3 separate regions of the Homo sapiens genome follow, and all the other regions are linked to region 1. A link is a loop called in an ENCODE intact Hi-C map of the cell type or tissue named here. Cell type or tissue: PC-3. All regions are shown on one strand.

Region 1 (8,000 bases):
AAAACCAACACTGTTTATTATGCTGTTCAAAGTAACAAAATGTTCCCAGATTCAATCATAACACAAAACAGTACAATTTCTGAAATCAACTTTAATCCAATTATTTATTCATACTGAGTTTTATGTTGGAAAGTTTTGCAAATGATTATAAAACCAGCGTCTAGATTAAGGATTGCTCACTAAAATGCCAGCAAGAAAACCTAAGTCTGTGATATAACACATGAAGGCCAATAAAGAGGTGAGAATATTGTTACAAACTGGGTAAGTACATTCAAACTCAAATTTTAATTGATTGTGCTGGACAAATAAAACATGTCTACAAGCTAAAGCCTCCAAATTAGCAGTTGTACCCTCAAGCTTAGCTGCATAACATAGGTTGCTTTATACTACTCTTTAAATCATTGGTAATAAGAAAGAACAAAATGGCTGGGCGCGGTGGTTCACACCTGTGATCCCAGCACTTTGAGGGTGGAGGCAGTTGGATCATGAGGTCAGGAGTTCGAGACCAGCCTGGCCAAATTGGTGAAACACCGTCTCTACTAAAAAAATACAAAAACTAGCCAGGCGCGGTGGCAGGCATCTGTAATCCCAGCTACTCGGGAAGCTGAAGCAGGAGAATCACTTGAACCCAGGAGGTGGAATTTGCAGTGAGCCGAGATCGCACCACTGCACTCTAGCCTGGGCGACAGAGCAAGACTCCATCAAAAAAAAAACAAAACTACCCTACCCTACCATAAAGTTATACGCAATCATCCAAAGCCACATACTGCACTGAAGCACTAGCAAAATATTAATTACCAAAGGACTTTAGTGCATATGTTAGAAGACTGATTTACTTTACATTAGCTTTATCACCATTTTATCTTCTAAGACCTTAGTTCCATGATTTTCTTTCTGCTGTTCCTATGAGTGAAAGGCCTTTCTCCCCTCTTCATTACAGTACTTCTTTATATCAACTCTACTACCTTATTTCTGTAAAAATCTTTGACCTTGTTTTTTAAGTCCCAATTAATAAGGCACCTCCCCCAGGTACATTTCCAAGGAAACTAAACATTCCTTCTTTGGGTTTTTATTGCACTTTGCTATATCTAAGTACTTACACATTTCAAGGTATATTACAGCTTTTTGTGAGGCCTTTGTGGGGAAAGAATATGTCTTATTCATCTGTATGTATTCAAGACCTTGTACCATACTTGGCATGTAGTATTTACATAAAAAATGAATGTGCATGAAGCAATAAATAAATGAGGGAATAAGTGGGTTTATTAGATAGTTTAATATTGAGGAATGCAAAATAATTACATTAAATCCCTTTCTGCTTATGGATGATTAGATAGGTCCAGAATTCCTTTAACTTTTCTTTTCAGGCCAGACGCGGTGGCTCACACCTATAATCCCAGCACTTTGGGAGGATGAGGTGGGTGGATCACCTGATGTCAGGGGTTCAAGACCAACATGGTGAAACCCTGTCTCTATAAAAATCCAAAAATTAGCCGGGCGTGGTGGTGCATGCCTGTAACCCCAGTTACTCAGGAAGCTGAGGCAAAAGAGTTGCTTGAACCCAGAAGGCAGAGGTTGCAGTGAGTCGAGATAGCACCACTGCACTCCAGCCTGGGCAACAGAGCAGCTCTGTCTCAAAAAACACTTTTCTTTTCAATATGTTTACCACATTTATTTCAAAAAGAAAAGCAGACTACTTATAATGTTAGCTTTGTACGTCATCTTACCACAATTCTCTTTATAAGCTGGTTCAAATCATCTTACTTGGCAAAATAGAGCTTACCTGATCATAGATTAAAATGTAAACTGTGTGACATAAAGTGGCATACAGCCACTGTCACCACTCTTCTGGAATGCATTAGTGCATTAATATCTTTCCAGAGTCCTGTCCTGAGTAATGGTTTAACAGAATTTAGAGCAGATAAGCTCCAGATTTCATCTCCCCCCTGCCCTATTGACCTGCTTCTGAAATTCCAACTGCCTGACGCAGTCAGCTAGGGCTTTCCTCTGCCTTTCCAATGAAAATTATATATTTTCCAATGTAAACATTTAATTAATGTTGAATTAACCGAACCCAAAATATCGATGATTTATGACAAAATTTAGTAAAGGAAAATAACCATTTAAAGGCCTCCCCAGGAGGGATGGAAGGGTGGCAAGGGTTGAAAACCTACCTGTTGGGCACTGTGTTCACTATTTGGGTGATGGGTTCACTAGAATCCCAAATCTTAGTATTATGCAATATACCCATGTCACAAACCAGCACATGTACCCCTTGAATGTATACTAAAATAAAAATAAAAATTTTAAACTAAACACCTTATATTTTCACCAAAAATTAAAAATTAAAACCTCCCCAAAAATGGAGCTTTCGCAAAATCTGAGTTTCTAATTTCCATTCCAATATGTTCCTTTTCTTTAATTATTTCATTTATGTATTCATTTCTCAAGATATTTATGTGTAAAGTGCATAGAGCTAGATATAAGACAGGGAAATGCCTTCATGCCCCCATGCAGTCAAAAGGGATTTAGAAACAACTAACTGATTATTACGATTTACTGTGAAGAATACTATAATCAGGAAAAGTGCTGAGCAAATGTTGGAAATGACAGAAGAAAATACTTCAGACTTAAAAAGCTGAGATATGCAGGAAAACAAATGTAGTTGTCCCTCGGTATCCATGGGGGATTGGTTCTAGGACCCCCAAGGATACCAAAATCCAGGGATACCCAAGTCCTTTATATAAAATGGTGTAGTACTTGCATATAACCTACGCACATCATCCTGTGTACTTTCAATCATCTCTAGATTACTTACAATACCTAATACAATGTAAGTGCTGTGTAAATAGTTTTGTTATATTATATTATTCTTATCTGTTTTATTTGGTGTTGTATTGTTATTTTCTTTTCTCAAATATTTTCGAACCTCAGTTGGTTGCATCTGGATATGGATACAAAGGGCCGACTGTAGTAAAAATAAATCTCCTGGGAAAGGGGAAATAAGACAACCACAGAGAGGAAGAAAAAGTATTTCTAAGCACATATTTGATCATTTCCCAAATTTCATACTTCATCATGTGTACAATACAAAGTATTCATTCTGAAACTCATAGTCAAGTTTTAGTAATGATGAAGTCATTTATATTTGACCAAGCCTCAGAAAGCTAACAATTATACCTCTCAACAAAGTTTTAAAAAACAAAACCATTTGAAGGCACCAGAGGGCAACCATAAGCAGGTAAAAACTATAGAAGATTAGGCTTCTGAAAGTATCAGGTTGTTGCAAAAGTATAATGGTGAAAACTACAATCGCAAAAGTAATTACTTATAATGGTGAAAACTGCAATTACTTTTGCAGAAACCTAAACCAAATTATGTTCACTGGGTGAGGTCCACGTTTCTATGGTTTTTCCTCAGGGGTAATTCCCAGTCCACATTTAATGCAGGATAGACAGAACTCATGCAGAAAGGCAAAACATCATCGAATTGAGAAGTCAGTGTGTAGTGGCTCCCAGAATGGCAAGAATTTGAGGAGGAAACCCCCTCAAAAAGAAGGGGAAAGCCCCAAATCTATATATAAATTATCTTAAAATTCTTGGCTAACCACTGAACTGTGTATAATCAAGAACAACTCCAAGGAGCTCAGGAAAAAGAAACAGCTAGAAGTTTGAAAAAATTGAGCAAATAAGTTATCTATTGTACACCACGGAGAGACAAAGTTTGGAGCTTGAATCCTACCAAATTAGAGGGGCTCAAGAAACATAACGGCCTTTCCCAAGGTGTATTATAACAAAGCATAAGACCAAGCATTCCTAAGATAAAGGTGACAATCCAGTAACTGAATTGCTACTAGACCAAACAATCAACACATCAAAGGTAACAGAGTCTAGTCTCCCTAATGCGTCATACACAATGTTGTGTATGTAATTTTTTTGTTTGTTTTTTGAGACAGAGTCTCGCTCTGTCGCCCAGGCTGGAGTGCAGTGGTGCAATCTCGGCTCACTGCAAGCTCCGCCTCCCTGGCTCACGCCATTCTCCTGCCTCAGCCTCCCGAGTAGCTGGGACTACAGGCGCCCGCCACCTCTCCCGGCTAATTTTTTGTATATTTAGTAGAGAAGGGGTTTCATCGTCTTAGACAGGATGGTCTCTATCTCCTGACCTCGTGATCCGCCCGCCTCGGCCTCCCAAAGTGCTGGGATTACAGGCTAAGCCACCGCGCCCAGCCATGTGTATATAATTTTTTGAATTACTTCACATTTTAAATACTAAGTAAAGGTGACCCATAACCAAGAAAAAATAAAGCAGTCAGTAGAAACAGTTCCTGAAATGACCTATATGTTGGAATTGACAAACTAAGACTTTAAAGAAGCTATAACAAATATGTTTAAGAACTTAAAAATAAGTCATAATAATTTCAACACAGAAATGGAAACTATAAAAAATAACTAAATGAAAATTTTAGAACAGAAAATTATAATACCTGGAGTAAAAATTTCACTAGATGAATGCAAGAGCAAATTGGAGAATAAAAAGTTAGTGAACTTGAAGTTGTATCAATAGAAATTCATTCGAAGGAAAAGAGAAAATAATTAAGGAAAAAAAAAGCAGAGCTTCAGTGACAATATCAAATAGTCTGACCATATGCAATTGGAGTTTCAAAAAATATAGGAAGGAGAAATGGATAACAAAAAAATACTTGAAATAATGGTTAAAAATTTTCCACATTTGGTGAAAAAAAATTAACTTACAGATCCCACAAACTCATAAAACTACTGATATATCCAAAAATATGAATGAACCTGGAAAGCATAATGTTGGGCAAAAGAAGTTAGACATAAAACACTGCATACGTTTGTATTTATAGGAAGCCCTAGAACAGACAACACTAATTTATGCTGAGAAAAAGCGAAAAAATGTTTGCCTATAGCGGATGGGGAGGATAGAAGTAGGAATGAGAAAATGTTCTTTATCTTGACTGTAATGATACTTACACAGGAATATATATTTATCAAACTTATTAAATTGTACATACACTTAAGATCTGTGCACTTCACTGTATGAAAATTCTAACTCAATAAAAATAGAATATAAAAAAGAAGTTTGTTTTTATCAAATTCTGTTCTGTGCTAAAAATGTAAATATAGACCATCCTGAATGTTGAAACCAGCATCTGAGATAACAGGGAGAAAATGTTGTTTTTGCTATAAGTTACCCTATAAGGAAATGTTTATCCACTTTGGACCTAGTGTCATTCAGTAGCATACACAACAGTTTCTACTAAGCAAGTTTCTCAAATAAAAAAAAAGAGTATCATTCCAAACATCTCTGAAATAACTCACAGTACTTTTTGAATTCCTTACATTGTTTTTTAGTAATATATTTAAAAATCTGATCCGTGGGATGACAGCTGCTGTCTAACAGAACATGGTGGCATCTGGAGTTAAAACAAAGCTGCTTCCCTTTGAAAGGACTGCATTCATGATGCTTTAGAATCAGTGCATATCCTCTCCCAACTGGGCTTGCCCTGGAAGTAACCTCTGATGAATTGAGTGTCTCTCAGGAATGCTGACCAACTGGGGAATGAATAAAATGTCTTCTCAAAATAGAGAATTAAAGCCATATTCTAAAAATTACATACAGCTGGCATAGCACATGCAGTACTCTTAATAACTGCTTTCTCCAAATGGTCAAACACACACCATTCATACTGGAGTTGCAGCAGAATGAAGCACAGTCAAGCTTAAACTTAAGAAGTTCATGGTACTTTTAAGCAGTGGCTACACTTACAGCTTCTTATCACGGTCAATGGAACTCTTGATGTCGATTGTCTCTTCATTTACCACAATCAAGAACAGCCCTAATTAGAGGTTATGGAAGTGGGTTTCTATGCATTACTAGGACCTACTAAAGTCCAGATGGGACCCTGGACATTTCACAGAATTGATAGATAAGACTAAGAGTCAGTTGTACACCTATGAATACCCAAGTTAGGTATCCTAGGACTTCGCCTGCTCCATCTAGTCATTATTGAATTACCTTGATTTTAATCTAAGTGGTCTACCTTGGAACTCTCTACCTGCAAGAGCAAGGGGGCTAAGCATAATGAAAGAGGAGACACATCCACGTACACTGACCTGTTAGTATCCCTGCCCCCTCTCAACATCTGAAGCTGAACTGAACCTACTGTATTTGGAGCCCTATTCTGCCTCTAAATGTTAGCCTTGAATCTTAGGCCAATTGCAGATTAAATGCAGACGAGTGCGGAGGGGATACAAACATATAATCAAAACCATAAGCATGCATTTTCCTGGGTATCTTTCCTGTTCTTCTCATTTCTAAATGAAGACCTAAAATGTTCATCTAAAAGGGCAAGATGATATGAGAAATCCTAAAATTTCTATGTCTCTGTATTTTCTTATACATCTATTACAGTATTTCCCATATTATACTTTAATATATCAGCACATACTTATGTAACAGAATGTCAAGTGAGATTATCTTATCCTGGAATTGAGGCTAATGCCCAAAGCAGAGAACAAAAAATACTAAGTATCTCACATTCTAAATAGAGCCCATTGCCAGTAGACTCACTTCCCCACAGAGATTATAGAGCAGCATCAGATCAGAACAGCCCCAGTAAAGAAACAAACACTCTCACTTCAAATAATGTAAAAGGAAGCTGGGGAGAAACAAGTCATCAGCCTTGTGGGGAATTCAGTGCCTGTCATGAAGGGCTACTATTACCTCCTTTCTTTACTGGAGACAGAAGGGAGATATATTCTTCCACTCCAAGTTAAGAGGGAGGATAACAAATAGAAAAAAGTAAGGAAGAAACTTGAGGTTATGGGATCAAGAATGTAAATAATGGAGTTAGTCTTTAATTAGAGGAAGTGACAATGAATACCAGAGAAAGCCACCCTCCTGATGGGAATGGCAGTATCTATATTTCAATGGATTTAAGAGTAATCAAGGTCTAATTTTTGATGCCTAGTTCACCACTGCAATTGAAAAAAAATTGAGTTTTGGTTGAGGGAAAAGCAAGAGGTGGAATAGAACTCTCCAGCAATCATCTCCTTACAGATACATCAATTAGAACAACTATCCATGGACAAAAATACCTTCACAAGAGTTAAGAAAGCCAGGTAAGAGATCACATTAACTGGTTATATCATAATAATAAGAAAAGACACAAATGAAGAGGGTAGAAAGGACACTTTTCCATTACCCATGTTACCCCTCCCTCAATCCCAGGCAGCATATCGTGGAGACAGATACCACCTGCTTAGGGGAAAGTAGGGAATTAAGCATAGAATTTTGTATTGGATCCCCAACACTGAGCCTACCACACTAAAAGCCAACAGTGGGCAGAGTCCCACAGCCCCTGACTTCAGGCCAGTACCCATGGACTGAACCACCAGACTTGTCCCAACACCAGGTGGGAACCCATAGCCCATGCCAAGCAGACTCAATCTACAGTTAGCATCACCACTGGACAACTACAGCAGCCTTGGACTCAGGACAAGCCCTAACAGAAGGCAGCCCTCAGAAGTCTGCTATAAGATTCACATGTACTCCAATGCTATGTTAGCCTTGGAGGACGCAGAATTCCAGACAGGTACTGCACTCATGGTGATATTGGGCTTAGGAAGCTTTCTAGTGCTGCAATGGCTGCAGTGCAGGCTTACAGGCCAGGCTTTGGGAACAGTACAGAGGATCTGCCTAGAAACTCTGAAAAGGCTTACTACTGAAGGGCATTCCCAGACAAAAATAGACTGCAAAGACGAAAATAAGCATTTACTTCTTCAATGTGCAGACAACAACATGAACACAAAGATCAAGAACAATCAGAGAAACACGACATTTTTTGTCCAAATTGACAGAAAAGAAGGTGCTAGTGACTGACCCTAAAGAGACGGAGTATATAAACTACCTGATGAAAAGTCAAAATGAATGTTTTAAATAAGCTCAGTAAATTTCAACAAATACAGAGAAACAAT
Region 2 (8,000 bases), 83 kb after region 1:
CATCTTCTGGTAAAATCAAGGGACTGTATACACTCTTATTTGCCCAAAGGCTCCAGGCTCACAGCAGCTGCTCTATTCAAGACAGGGTAGTTGGCAGATGGAAACAGAGATTGAGGGGAGGGAATTTAAGATACATAATCAAACCATCTCCCTAGAACCTGTTTACCATGAAAGATGTAACTAAGTTTAAAAGTGGGTGGAAAATAAATAAATACAGGGTGACAAGATGAAAATACAAGAAAGAGATACAGTAATAGTGCAAAATGCATGACAGAGTAGGAAAGGTGTAGGAGAAATACATATGAAGGACAAGTCCCTGATGGGTGACAGGATGTTTAAAACACTGGAATACGAGGAAATAAAAGATTCTTACATGCATACAGGTTTGTGACATATAGCATTAAGAAGTCCATGGCTTCTGTTTCCTCTGTCATGAAAAGGTGAGGTCACTTCTGGGTGAAGAAAGTGTAAAGCTGGGTCATAGCTGGATCATAACATCTAAGGAACTGGCAAGGGAGTGAGTGAGAACGAAAAACTCAACATCAATCGCCAAAAAAGAAAAGGTAAACAACTTCATGCTTGCTAACATGGAAATGGATTTGGGTAAGATCTAGATAAAGTTCAGAATAGCATCTAACCATCTCACTGTAGGCAAAGAAAATTCACAACCTCCCAAGAATTCTCCCCTAAAACCCAGAACAAAGCAAACTGAGGAAATCAGCCAGCCCATAGAAAAGTCAAAGAAAAATCCTCAAGAATGAAAATGCTTTCCTACCACACTAAAATCTCCAGGGATTCCTTTTAGCCAGCCACCCACCATTGGGAACTGCTCAGGATATTCTCTCTTAGTAATGAATTGCACATACAACTGGGGGAAGTGACCCCCCAACTGGGGCAAGTGACCCCAGCACTTAATGAAACCTTAGAGGGCATAGCTCAGATTTTCCAACAAAGGTTTTAACCACTTTCAGTATCATTAAGCGACAAAAGTAGCAAAGAATACAAGAACTAGCCTCACATGAGAGCAAACTTAGAAAACAAGACTCAGAGGGTGGGAAGGCTGTCAATAGTGTCTTAGTAAAAGTCTTCATCATCTGGGCTAATGGGACAAGTATGTAATTCTTTAACAATTTGGATGTTGGAGAAAGGCACTGAAATGATCTATACCTTTAACATTTTATTAATTCATCTTTAAATATATTTTCATCTTTAAATATTCATCTTTAAATATCTAATCAAAGTTTTTAAAGCATGGATCCTGTAAAGCTAATGCCAACCAGTCACCGGTTACCTTCTCCTTGTTGCCATCTTTCTTCTCACTCCTATGCTTGTCATTCTCATTTCAACACTTACACGAGTAATTGCAGCCCCATAGATCCTTGACTCCTCATTTTAATGAATACCTCACCCTCTCTATCTCAGTTACTTCCAAGGTCTTGACTTTTTCTCATCAATATCAGATCACCTCTGAAGTCTTGACTTCACACATCCCATCCTCTGACCACCTCCCCCTATCTTTCAGGCTCACTTCATTGTTGTTATCAGTTCACAGGACAGCACCACTTTCTCACCATTCACCACCTTCCCTCTATCATGTATTCCTTGAACAGCTTAGATTCCATGTTTCAGTACTACAATTATTACCTTGAAAATATCTCCAACTCCCTGGCCTGCTTCTACTGCCATCAAAATAGCTTAAAAATCTAACTGCAATTCTCTATACCTGAAATCAAGCAACTAAATGTCACTGGAGAAAAATCACACTAGGTTTGCCTAGCTTTTCTTAAATTCATGACAACCCCAGAAGCATATAACGCTGTCCAAATTAGTATTTTCCCATTAAGCTGAAGTCGTCTTCTCCTCAAATTCCTACATCAAACTGCTTTAGCCTTAAACTACTTTAATGCATCTCAAATTTATTTCATCATCAGTGACCCTTACACTTCCTTTTTGTCCTCAGTAGTGCATTATGGAATAAAAATATATTATCTAAAAATATAAATATTTTAAAATTGTGATATAGTCAAGCCCTTTAAAAACATTAGTGATGCTTAATTGTGCTAAAACAACTGAATGAGCCACAAGGAAGTTCACTTGATCTCCCCCCATTTACACTGACTCGATAAACACTTTCAAACTATTCCATTTTAAAGAAAAATGTTTGTATTATTAAAAAGAGAGAAATAGATGGCCATTACACTTAGAGTATTAACATTGTGAACTCCATGAAGGCAGTTCTTCTGTGAGTATCCATTACTATATTTTATTAAAGTGAATATGTTGTATAACCCAATGTTTTGACTTGTACTTTGTTGGCAAAATAATCATAGTCCAATAAAATATCCAAATGTAATCAAAAGTATCTCCCAAATGTCTTCTGCTTCACTATGGTCTCAGCTCTATTTACATTACTTATGTAATAGAAATCATCATTCTCTAGATGAGGGTGAATTATAAACTATAAATAATTCTGTGTCAAAGGATCCACAAGTAATTATGAGACAGATTCAACAACAAAGCCTTCTTCAGAGCTACTTTACATTGTTTTCTAGGGTCATTTAAGAAAATAAAGAGGAAAAATTATTCCAACTCACCATAAATGCTGATAATTACATGAGTAAATATGAAAGTACTTCAGAAAATGAAAGAAAAAATGCTTATTTGGCAATGTGCTGTTATTTATATACTAGCACCTTTGAGCCTTAAAAAAATTCAACAGCATTTACAACACATGCTATATCTATTTTAGCTATGCAGATGCTCACTGAAAAGCAGATAATCAAAGGAACAGAACAGCAGAAATAAAATACATATTTAGTGGGCACTTATGAATTGAATAAAAATTAGGTTTGAATATAGCCCATTAAACTCATCATTAAAGAAATTTTGTTGCAGAAGATTCACAATTATTGGTACCACTGACATGATGCTGCTGTTAATGCTCTGATTATATGAGTACAGTTTGTTTTGAAACTACAAAATGTTAAAATCAGAATGCTCAAACTGTGAAGGTAATGTAATTTACCAGGACACACTCTTAATTCTACTATAATAATAACATAGAAAATTTGACCATAATCAAACAGTAAGTTCAGCAGAGCATGAACTTGCTACCATTACGAACTATGATTCTATACATTATTTAACTCGTTAACAGAAACTGTAAATGGTTTTAACTCATTAGTTTCCAAAGTGAAATTTATATTTCATTTATTCCTCAGAGAAATACTATGCCTGACAAATCCCAATAATCTTTTCATGTAAAGATAGCATTCCAGCCCACAATACAGCTTCTAACTTCTTCGTATGAATGTTTTTGGGGGATTGAGGACAAAGGGAGAATGGAAATGTCCCTAGTGCTCTTAAAACAAAATAGGGCAACATGTTTTATTTACAATTGAACCTAAAATTTAAGAGCCCACCAAACTGGAATCAGAATGAACAGAACAGGCCAGGCATGGTGGCTCACGCCTGTAATCCCAACATTTTGGGAAGCCGAGGCAGGTGGATCACCTGAGGTCAGGAGTTCAAGACCAGCCTGGCTAACATGGTGAAACTCTGTCTCCACTAAAAAATACAAATATAGCCAGGTGTGGTGGTGCACACCCATAATCCCAGCTACTCGGGAGGCTGAGGCAGGAGAACTGCATGAACCCAGGAGGTGGAGGCTGCAGTGAGCCAAGATCGCAGCACTGCACTCCAGCCTGGGTGACAGAGTGAGACTCCATCTCAAAAACAAACAAAGAAAAACAAACAGAATGAAAAATAAAACAAAGAAAACAAAACAAAGAAAAACAAAAAGAATGAGTAGAATATTTTATGAGTTCACATGGCACCCAAACTTAAACTCTAATTAAGAACCACTTTGAGAAACAGCACCAACTGGTGGTTAAAAAATCACTTACAGCACTTACTCTATGTACATGAACTGCATTACTTATGAAGCATTATAATCAAACTCAGGTTAAATAGCTTTTAGTAAATTTAAAGTGGACAGAAATGGAATTCAATGGCAAACAAAATCCTCAGACAGATCATTTGCTTAAATTCGACATAGCATGAACCCCACTTTTTGAATTTTGGCAATAAAACTAGTTTTATTTCATTAGCTTTACTCATATAAAAATGCTTCCCACTTTTCAGTAAATGGCACATATTTATAACTTCCAAGATGCCCTTATAAAGATTACCTAAAATAATACACAGAAACCCAAAACACATAAAAAACCTGCAAGTATTATCTATTATATACTAACTAAATATAAATCTTTATACATCTATTATACATTTTCAATTTTTCCTTAGTTATTATTCCAACAGATATAAACAATGCTGGGATCAACATACTTGCAAATGTGCCAACAAATATGCCAGAATATATAGGACATGGCATTTCAAAATTCCCACTCCAATTCTTAACTTAAGTCAACTTTAGTCATTTCTCCACTTTTTATTTCTATCATTAGAATAGCTGGGTGAATCTCAAACACAAGTGAATAAATAGTAGAAATTCAGTCAAGTAATATTAAGGCTAATGTAATTAAATTTTCATGTTGTACTTTTTTAAAGAAACAGAGCAGCTGCCAACTTTTCAGCTGAGAACAAATTTCTATAGTTCTTATTTTATAAATTATTTCTCAGCATTCTATATGGACTTTAACCAGACAAACCAATAATTTCTTTATTAAGAATCTTTTTTTAAAAAGTATGTGTATATGAAGGGCTTTAATAAACTTCCAAAAAAATTAAAAATAAAAAATTTAAAAAGACTTATCTTACTCATAATTTTGCATTTAAACAAGCAATTTCAAAACACAAAGTTTACAGCTACTTTCTAAGCCATTAATTTGACTAGCTTTTATAAATAATTGTTGTATTTGTAATATTATAAAATATACTGCTAGTCTCAAAAAATTTTATATACTTTAGTTCAACAAATATTCCTCCCCACCCCTCCAAAAAAGAACAATGTAATCACTTTAATTTTTGTTAGCAGTCAGAAAAATTTTTATTTAGGAAAAATATTCCCTCAATATTTATTAGATAATGAATCTTATTTAAATGAATAGTTTACTTTTACTTTTCTGTGTAGACCAATTTAAAAGTATGCCACTTTCCTTTCATAAGCAAACTGTATTTGTCTCATTCTACATGGCAGATCAAAAATTAATACTTCTTTCTGCCTTAAAAATTATGAGATTTTCCTCATTATGAATTAGTTGTTTTTATATGGATTACTGTTGTGCTGCTAAAAACAAATGTTAGTAAAAGTTATGGAGACATGGGAAAAAAACAAACTATAATACTAGTTAATAATGAAATACATTAAACATTGTTTAAATATTAAACAGTAAAATACTCCTATATTAAATAAATAATTAAAAATTGCATTTGTCAATGGGAATATAGGCCAATACCACCAATAAAAGGGATGGTCTAGTGCAAAGGGTGGCCACAAAACAACAACAACAACAAAAAATCAAAAACCACACATACATACAGAAAAGAAGGAAGAGGAAACACATTTAATACTGGTACTGTTTTCAATAACAAATTAAACCAGTGATTCTGAATCCTTCCTGCACATTCAAATTACCTGGAGAACTTTAAAAAAAATACTGATGACCAGGTCTTGTCTCAAATTACATGAAAATGGGAATCAAGATTCAGGCATGGATATTTTTAAAAACTCTCCAAATGATTCTAAAATGCAGTCAGGGTTGAGAGCAACTGATTGAAACCTACATATTTCTTACTGTTCCTTGACTGAGAAGAATGTCCTATAAATATAGAAATAGAACTTTTTCCTTTACAGGTTGGGCATACAAGGGTATCTCCAGTTAGCAGTAACTTATGGAGGGGTAAGTCAAGTTATTAATTTATACTTCATTTCCATTAAAATATCTACTTATACCTCTCTTCATTCCCTGTAATTCTGTACTCTCAAACTCCAAGACCAAGAAGAGTCGAACTACACTTTTATAATAAATTTGTTACACTGAAAATACATTATTCATTCATGCATGTAAGTATTTACTGAATGCCTACTATGTGCAAGGCACTGTGTTAAGTACTGCTATATAGGACCATGTCATGGGAGAATAAATGGGAGTGGCTGAAAATTTTTGTTTTTTAGAATAAACAGCTAAAAAATAATGGAATGAAATTAATTACATGGACCTAAATAAGAGACTAAATTGTCAAAGAGGAAAAGAAAAAGAGGTGCTTATACTAAGGGTCTGATTTTAAGATAGATGGTTATAGCCTATTTGTCCTTTTCCTAATGTTCCTTTACAGTATTTCCATAAGCCTTTGAATATACATAAGGCAAATTCAAAATAGAAAAATAAACCTCATTCAAAGTAGATGTTCCTAATTTTAACCATATTCTGTCTCAAGTAAAGTTCATAAATAAGTACAAATACCAAAAATCTTTATGGGAAGGTAGTTCATACTGACTTGTAGTAGTCTTGACAAGTAATCTTACATAAAAATATTACAGATTCTGGTCCTTGACTATTTCATCATGGAGAAAGTTTACACAACATGTAATTTATTTTGGAAATATATTTATATGCTAAGAAAGCCTAATGTAAACAAATTTGAGTTTTCTTTTATCTTTAAGGAAAGAAGACGCTAAAAAGGGAGGAAAATAGGGGTAGAATCTGTTCAAACCTTGTTAAGTATGCTAAAATCTAGTAATTTAAAATGCTGACTGTTCCCTTCTGAAGAGCCTTGTAAATATCATGTGAATAAATATCTTTTCTAGTTACTAGTGGTATGAACTATGTGATCACTTAAAAAATAATAACTTCTCATTTTTGTGACAGTGTTAAATTTCATTAAGAAGCTAGATAATGTCAGCTTAATACCTATGAAAGGCCTAAACGTTCACCAAAAATATGTTAACCTAGGAGAAAATTGCTGGGAATAAAAACAGAGAAAAAAATGACATAAGACTGTGATCAGCAAAAATTCCAATGGCAAAAACACTTTAGGAAAGTAAAGCTTCCTAGTTGCCTTTAAGGAAAAAAAAAAAACAAAGTGAAATCAAGGTTCAAGGCAAATGGTCACTTGATGTACCTTGGATGCAACATTTTGTCTGAAGTAGAGAAATAGTAAAATATTTCACTAAGTTAAAATATAGTTTTTATATTTTATACCATATTGAATACAGACATAAAAATACCAGTGTTTTTCTCTTGTTTCTTTTCAGACAATTAAGCAAATGTTTTCTTTGGTGCCTGGGAGTTTATCAATATTTAGGGATAATGGAAGATAAGAACTCCAAGACTGACAAGCCTAAAATAGAAGATTCAAAATCCTATACCATAAAAATTACAATCAAAAGTGGACTAAAGAGAAAAGGAGCTTAAAGTTATACTGCAATAGGGCTGATACATATTCTTCCCCCAAATCATACTCTGGCTCCCAAAATAAAAAATACTACAGCCTATTGTGGTTTTAATCTGTGTTTTGAGATTTTTTTCAAATGGAAAGATATTACAGATAGAAACACATCATTCTAGGTTTCAAAATCACCAAAGTCAGTGAGAAGAATGTACATTCATTTAAATGTAATCATTTGTAAATAAAGAAATCTTGAAAAGGCTGAACAGTTCAATCAAATTGAAGAATTGATCTAGATTTTTCATTATTCTTTTTAAATAATGAGTAAGTGTAGATATAGTGTACATACAAGTTGACATTCTGATTCATTCAAAATAGTCACATCCCTTTGCTTGGTTTTGGATGTTCCAGAGACTAAAATTTAATACCATTCATAACATAGTATTTTCAGTAAAAAGAATTATAGAGCAATGAAAAATCAGAAGATGGCTCAGAGAGCCTTATAATCTCTAAATATACACACATTTATAACCTGCATTTATTTTCTAAAGAAACAAATTTTAAGTAATGCTAATTTAACCAATGGAGAAAAAACTTCTATCAAAATATACAATTTCCATTACAGACTAGAAGGCTAATATTAAAAAAAT
Region 3 (8,000 bases), 190 kb after region 1:
CTAAAATATAAATGGATTTTAATTAAGCCCACTTTAAATATACAATAGTAAATTTAGTTGATAATTTAAGACTAAGTTATCTTACTATCGATTCTTCCCTACTACATATGTCATAAGGTATCATTATTATACACATATGTAAAAACCAACCACTACTAAGATATTGATCCAGAGACTGATTATTGTAAATCCCATGGTATTCATTTCATCATTTTCATTTTACTTAAACTGCTACATTCGGGAGGCCAAGGCAGGCAGATCACGAGGTCAGGAGATGGAGACCACCCTGGCTAACACAGGTGAAACCCCGTCTCTACTAAAAATACAAAAAATTGGCTGGGCGTGGTGGCAGGTGCCTGTAGTCCCAGCTACTCGGGAGGCTGAGGCAGGAATATGGTGTGAACACGGGAGGCGGAGTTTGCAGTGAGCCAAGATCATGCCACTGCACTCCAGCCTGGGCAATAGAACGAGACTCCATCTCAAAAAAAAAAAAGAAAAAAAAAACTGCTACAAATGTATTCATATTCTGCATCTGTTCAAATATATAACCAGAAAGCAAGTTAAAATCTAAATAAGGCCGGGCACGGTGGCTCGTGACTGTAATCCCAGCACTTTGGGAGGCAGAGGCAGGTGGATCATGAGGTCAGGAGATTGAGGCCATTCTGGCTAATACGGTGAAATCCCGTCTCTACCAAAACTACAAAAAATTAGCTGGGCGTGGTGGTGGACACCTATAGTGTCAGCTACTTGGGAGGCTGAGGCAGGAGAATGGCGTGAATCCAGCAGGTGGAGCTTGCAGTGAGCCGTGATAGCGCCACTGCACTCCACCCTGGGAGACAGAGCAAGAATCCGTCTAAAAAAAAAAATCTAAATAAAATATAAATACATTTGTCAAAAGAGGCTTCTAGTTCAGAAAAAAAAATAATCAACTACTACATCCTCCTGTTAAACTCCAGTGCTAATTTCAGATTGCTACATATGAGTTTTGAGATACTATCAGAAGTCAATGTACACTTTTCAAAGATGTGTAAGTTGGAAAGTACAAGTACAAATGCTCTTCAACTCACAATGCAATTACATGCTGATCAAAAGTCAACACAGCTAACTAATCTGACGACTCTTTCCTTCATGAAATATTCTTCCTTCATGCTATGGATTGAATGTCTCCTCTAAAACCCATGTTGAAATTTTATTCCATTCTAATAGTATTAGGAGGTGGAGCCTTTAGGAGGTGATTAGGTAGGTCATAGGGCTCCACCCTTACGAATGGATTAATGTTGTTATTGCAAAAGTGGGCTCGGATTCCCGAAAGAGTAAGTTTGGCCCCATTTCTCTCTGTGTCTCATTTGCTTGCTTGCTTGCTTGCTTGCTTGCTTGCTTGCTTGCTTGCTTCTGCCTTCTGCCATGAAATGACCCTCACCAGATGCCACTGCTATGCTCTTGGATTTCCCAGCCTACAGAAATATGAGAAATAAATTTCTTGTCTTCATAAATTACCCAGTCTGTGATATCCACAGCAGCACAAAACAGACAAAGATACTTGGCCTCTGAGATGCTACTCTCTCTTGGTTTTACCCCTAATGTCTGACAGTTCCTTTGGGGCTCTTCTTATGCTGCCTATCAATCACTTAACATTTGAAGGAATATGTAGTAAGAATCTACTCTAAGCCAAACACCTTGCTTGGCACTTGGGTACAATGATGATCAAAAAAGACATGGTCGCTGCCCTCATGAACCTCAAATACAACATAATTTCTCTTCTTTAAACAAGGCATTCTGTTTCCTTGGCTGGGACCACTCTTCCCACCTTACCCCTCTCACCTCCCTCACTAGTTTTTGTTCTTTAGGTATCACTCCTCTTTACTCTCAACTAAGTTAACTGCCCTTGCTGGGTGTCTGCCCTATAATGTACGTAATAATTACCGCTTATTTAATATTGACTTCTGCTGAAGAGTATAACTTCTGTGAGAGCTAGGACCAATGCACCTCTGGTCAGTGTTTAGCACTTGCCTAGTTTGTAGATGTTAAATAAATACTATACAAATAAATATGTATATAAAATGAGAGGCTGCTTGAAACATAACTATTATCACTATACCAGTTGCAGTGCTAACTAGTTCCTATAATTCTCTGGAGCAGCAAATATAAGTCTCAGGACCCCTTTGCACTCTTACAAATTACTGAGCACCCCAAAGAGCTTTAAGTTTGTGTGAACTACAGTATCTATTGAATTAAAGATTAAAATTGAAAAAAATTTAAATTCTTTTAAAAATAAGAAAACAAGATTCCATGTAAACATAATAGCATATTTCATGAAAAATCACTTTTCAAAATGCATAAAAGTAATGACAAGAAAGAGTGGCAGGTTTTAAATTTTTGCAAATTTCCTTAATCTCTGGCTTAATAGAAGACAGCTGTATTCTCAGATCAGCTTCTACATTCGACATTTATTGTGCTTTCTTATTTGGTCATAAATGTGCTATCTTATTTGGTCAAAGAATACCGAGAGAATCTATCCTCACACAAACAGCTGGAAAAGGTTTTTCAGGTAACTGTGGATAGTCTTCTTTGATATCATACCAAAATGCAATAAATGGTTCTTAAAGGTTAATGCAACATGGAAACCACATCCATAAACTTTTTGCATAGGTACTTTAAAATCCATCAGTCTCCTTGCACTTTAAATGAACTTTCTACCCATGCATGATTTGTGACAGCATTCACTGGTCATCTGGAAAATATCAATCACTGAATTATGCACATTTTCCAAATATTAACATGGTTAATTATACAGTATCAACAAATTATACTTGTTAATATTATTTGTAAAAGACTCACTAGAAGACTTTAAGAATTAGAAAATTGCTTGTTTCTTTACTTATGGGTGGAAAAAGAATTAGAAAAGTGTTATGGTGACAGCAGCATAAAGAAACTTCCCAAAATTCTAATTTTCTCACGAAAGCTGTCATTTTATCATTGGCAACAAATACTATCAGTTGCTTTCCTTCAAGGAACAAATTTATTTCCTTCATTTAAAAAAAAAAAAAAAAAGTCTGCCAAATAACCAAGTCTGAATAACAGTTACTTAAATAAAAAAATGTTGATTCAGTTCATACTTCACACAACGGCACAAGTCTCTTGATGAGAATAACCATCATGTTTGCAGAAGTGCTTCTACATTCCAATTTCGTCACACAAAATAATAAAAAGACACACTTGAGGGTCAAGATTTAACAAAATTCATAAATTTTAAAAACGTCATCAAGGACATTCGTGAGTAAAGAACACAATGGCTAAGTGCCATTGCCTTGATTCACACCATGACCAGCAGTTTTACCAACCATTGATTGTGTACCATCACTGCAAAGGTCAATACAATGAAAAATGCACATAAAATCTTAGTCTTATTATAAAAAATAGTTGAAAATATATGAAAAGCAAATCTCACTACTTTAAAAATAAAGAAGAATTAATCAATATTATCATCAATCTACTATGCAGCAGAATTACAGGTGATTAACATCTTCCTTCTAGTGATCTCCTTTTTATTAGTTTTTCAATGATGAACATATACTAATTTATATAAGTTTATACATGTTTCTCTTCAGATCGTATAAACCTTTCACCTAATTTATGTAAGTTTAAAGGTGTGTTTTCTAAACGGCATTATAAAATCAAGTTGCTTTATTTGGGGTCCTTGCAAAAATAATAACATATTTATACCTCTCATGAAATTTTTTTTTTTTTTTTTTTTGGTGAGACAGAGTCTCACTCTGTCACCCAGGCTAGAGTGCAATGGCACAATCTTAGCTCACAACAACCTCCACCTCACAGGTTCAAGCAATTCTCCTCACTCAGCCTCCCAGGTAGCTGTGATTACAAGCGCATGCCACCATGCCCCACTAATTTTTGTATTTTTAGTAGAGACAGGGTTTCACCATGTTGGCCAGGCTGGAATCTAACTCCTGACCTCAACTGGTCCACCCACCTCGACTTCCCAAAGTGCTGGGATTACTGGCATGAGCCGCTGCACCCAGCCTCTCATGAATCTTGAACCTGACTTTTGTTCCTGAAACTCAAAAAATAAGAAAGCCCTGATAACTAGTAATAATGAAGGTCTATCTAAAACCCACAGGGCTTTAAGTACCTAAGGGTATTTTTTTATTCTCACCTGCCTAAGAGTATTTTTAGAGTTTACCAGATAAAAACAATACACAGAAAGACTATCAAAGTATTTTTTATTTTTTAATACTAATAATACTCAGGCAAGCCTAGCTACAAAACAATTCTTTTATTAACTTATTTTTTTAAAAGATATAGTGGTACCAACAATATTAAATCAGTAAGTTTAGAAATGATGGTACAATCCTGCCACCTAGAGCTCAAAGAAAACTGTTCACTTCAGTTACTTGAAAAAGTAATGTTTGGTCTAAAAGTTAGGTAGGGTATATCACCTGTTTTTATTCTTCTACTATGAGTTTGAGATTTTTTTATTTTAATGAACACTGGTGGATCAACGTAAGTCACAATATTTCTCAAGTATTAGCCATGCTAGACAGTGAAAATCAGTATCAACAAATCATTTTGTTGTAAATAGCAAAAATGGAAGTTTACTCACATCCTCAGATTTCTCTATAATTCTAAGCTCTGGAGAATGATTCTTAATCTCAACCTTAGGTACTTTGTAAAACAAAGTCAAAGTACAAAAGAAAAAGAAATGATTCTTTTCTTCATATACTCTTTTCATAGCTTTATTTCTACTAAAATAGCAATGTAAATTTAAGACTAAAATCCCAAAATTCTACAATCAAAACCAATTTGCCTAAAACAATGTTAAATTTCAGTTTCACAAGTAACTTTGCACACTTCAACATTCTTACTAGATCATCATTATTAACAACTGTGCATCAGTGGAGAAAACATTTAAGAGAAAATTGAGGCACTAAAGAGGAAAAGACAAATGAAAGTACATAAATCAGGATAAATGCATCCTCTTTTTGGAGATCCATGAAAATACTGGACATTCAGTATTTCAGATTTTTATCTTTCAAAATATAAAGTGCATATCTCCTTTAACCAGCAATTTGTTTCCAAGAATTAATCCTTTGGCTATATACACACAAACACACAAAGGTACGTGTACAACAATGTTTTCTAATGCATTATTCATAATAGGGAAAAGGAAGTGAGGGAAGGAGGAAGAGAGGGAAACGGGAGGAGAAAGAGAGAAAGGAGGAGGGGGGCAGAGAGAAGAAAGGAAGGACAGAGAAAGGGAGAAAAACTGCACAATCTTTGGAGCAAAAACAAAAGAAAACAATTTCCATTAATAGGGAGCTAATGAAAAAACTGCTATACCCACACAACAGAATATAGTGTGTAAAATATACTCAATAAATGTTTGCTACAGATTTCCATAAGTTCTCTACCATGTGAGAAAAAAAAATAATGATGGCATTAATAACCAGAGAACTTGCCATCAATATTATTCCATTTATTAGGTTTAAGCAAAAATGACTCAACAGGAAAACTGGGCCATTCTTTGATTTGCAAATGATCTGTGAAGGAGCTTGCATTTTGATTCCTACTTTTTCATCAGCATCTCTGATGTCTAACAACCATATTCAAGAATGGAATGGTAAAAATGGCCATCTGGAAATCTACATTATTACTGAGCTTTCAAAGAGATAAAACTTGAAACTTCCACCTAAAAGCAAAGTTTAACCAATTCTATAACCACAGATTAAACGCACTCTCTCTCTCTCTCTCTCACTCCAATGAATGAGTAAAATATTTTAATTACCTTTCCTGTGCTTTGTAAGATAGTTGTTCGTGTCCTCCATACTCTCTCTCTGCTGACAATATCTCGGGTCACATCTACCTCAGCATCCACAAAACTCCTCTGTTTAAGGGCAGTTATGTCATCATCTAGATCAGTCTTGATAGTAGATCTTTTCTTAGCCATAATTTTGGCTTTGATTGCAGCAATTTTTTCCACTGACATAGCTTCAGACAAAGACCTAAAAGCAATTTCTTTTTTAAATTTTCACAGCAGGCATTCCTGGAGTGTATCATAAATATATTTTGTTACATTTATAAATTTCTGGTAAAAACACTTACATGGCAATAATTAAGGTTTTCTTATCTGTAAGACTGACTTGCTATTCTGCAATTATATAAAATTTTTATAAAGAATTCATGTCGAGATATTACTCTAAGAGCAAATTAGTAATTTCTTAGAAGTATCAATACAACAAAATTCTTCATGGTTTTTCATCTCTTCCCCACAAAAAAGCAGGACTCATTAATATAGGTGCTTTTCTTTATATTTTCTGTATCTATGGAAATTAAACACACACACAGATGCCACTTTGGAAGGAGGTAAAAAATCCATCCTACAGAAAGTTCAAAGCCTAGGTTTTCCTTGAAATTTATTTCAAGGTTTCAAACTTGTATGCCATAGTGCAGAACATAATTTAAGTGACAGGCTTTTATATGCCACAAAAACATACTCCTTTAATCTCTGGAAGATAAAGCCATATTTTATACAGTTTTCTTTTTCTTCCCTTTTCTTGATTTTCAAATAGGCAAAATAGTTGAAAGAGACTATGTTTGCAGAAATATAAAAAAAGACAACACTGAAAGTATACGTCATAAAATGATAATCTTAAGCAAAGTGTCTTTTATCATGTAAAATGAGAAAAAGAATTAAAAAGTGTTTGGGTACCTTAATAACAGTAGACAAAAATATTACTTTAGTCACAAGATGAAAATCTTGAAATATGTTTACACAAAATCTAGAAAAAGGACAAAAATTCCTGCAGGTTTAAATACAGTAGTATTATACAGTATTCTAATTTTATTCAGATTAGGTATGAAGGTACTTTATAGTAGTGCTCATATGCATCTGGCATTTGATGCATTTTGTGTAATACTGTGCAAATTTCCCTTAAAATCTAAAGCACACCAGCATACCTTAAGCCAAATTCAAATACAGTACTCCTGTTTGGCTTTCCACAGTTTCAGTTACCTGCTATCAACCACAGTCCAAAATATTAAATGGAAAATTCCAGAAATAAATAATTCGTAAGTTTTAAATTATGTGCCGTGCTGAGTAGCCTGCTGAAATCTTGTACTGTCCTGCCTGGGACACCTGCCTGGGATATCCGGACACGAATGATCCCTTTGTCCAATGTATCCATACTGTATACACTGCCTGTTAGTCGCTTAATAGCCATCTCGGTTATCAGATCGACTATGGCAGCATTAAAGTACTTATGTTCAAGTAGCCCTTATTTTACCTAACAATGGCCCCAAAACACAAGAGTAGTGATGCCAGCAATTCGCATATGCCACTGCCAAAGTGCTTCCCTTAAACGACAAGGTGACCTTGGCACTCCTTGGCTAGAGTTCAGGACTATCCGAGGTTTCAGGCATCCACTGGAGGTCTTGGAACATATCCCCAGAGGGTGGATGGGGGACTACCGTACTTCTCCAAACTATAATCAAGCCTCCAATGGACTTTGAAACATAGAATTTTTACTTACAGCCAAGATGAAGTACCAGAGACTAGACTAACCCTCCAGCCTTTAAATAACCAGTCAAAATACATAAAACAATGGTTTACTAGATGCTAGATATCAAGCAATGAAGGACAGTAATTCCCTAACAAATGAGAAACAAACAAGGTAAGCCCTATGACTGCCTCAGCTTATTGCCTGTAAGTTTCCAAGACATGGCCTTGGGAGGAGAACCCATGTAGAGCTGAGCGGATTCTCTGATAAGAAGAAATGGAGCTGAGACTACAGCAAGACCAAGGTGTTTAGAATTCATAGGTCAGAAGACCTGAGAACTGCACAGAAGATCCCCCTCACGTACCCCAGCAGAATTCTGACTAGCACAAATATGAAGAAACTATGTAAGGTTGAATAAAGAACCACCCAAGTGAATTAGACAGAATAATGCCTAGTGTTCACACAAAGTGAAGAATAGTGCCTGTTCCA

Evidence for each region. A loop is a pair of places that touch in the nucleus more often than their neighbours do. Peaks named below come from ENCODE experiments on the same cell type or tissue, not always from the same donor. Only the 100,000 strongest peaks of a DNase experiment are listed, where the experiment ranks them.
Region 2: a loop joins it to region 1, with 4 times the contacts of the local background. A loop is called at or near these places in 4 of 110 quality-filtered maps.
Region 3: a loop joins it to region 1, with 6 times the contacts of the local background. A loop is called at or near these places in 2 of 110 quality-filtered maps.

The regions. Positions count from the first base shown.
Region 1 is chr1:193,333,508-193,341,507 of GRCh38, reverse strand. The region is part of intron 1 of LINC01031 (long intergenic non-protein coding RNA 1031); the gene reads right to left. Among named protein-coding and RNA genes, the nearest start is that of LINC01031, 33 kb to the right of the region's middle. In PC-3, a CTCF peak has its summit at 3,234 (motif pointing right); a DNase peak (open chromatin) is centred at 3,147; H3K27ac peaks cover 643 bases.
Region 2 is chr1:193,250,885-193,258,884 of GRCh38, reverse strand. CDC73 (cell division cycle 73) reads right to left here. Exons shown (of 17, transcript NM_024529.5): 17 at 4,070-8,000. Among named protein-coding and RNA genes, the nearest start is that of LINC01031, 50 kb to the left of the region's middle. In PC-3, a CTCF peak has its summit at 3,867; no DNase peak of the experiment used is centred here.
Region 3 is chr1:193,139,867-193,147,866 of GRCh38, reverse strand. CDC73 (cell division cycle 73) reads right to left here. Exons shown (of 17, transcript NM_024529.5): 7 at 5,801-6,017. Among named protein-coding and RNA genes, the nearest start is that of MIR1278, 7.4 kb to the right of the region's middle. In PC-3, a CTCF peak has its summit at 4,396 (motif pointing left); no DNase peak of the experiment used is centred here.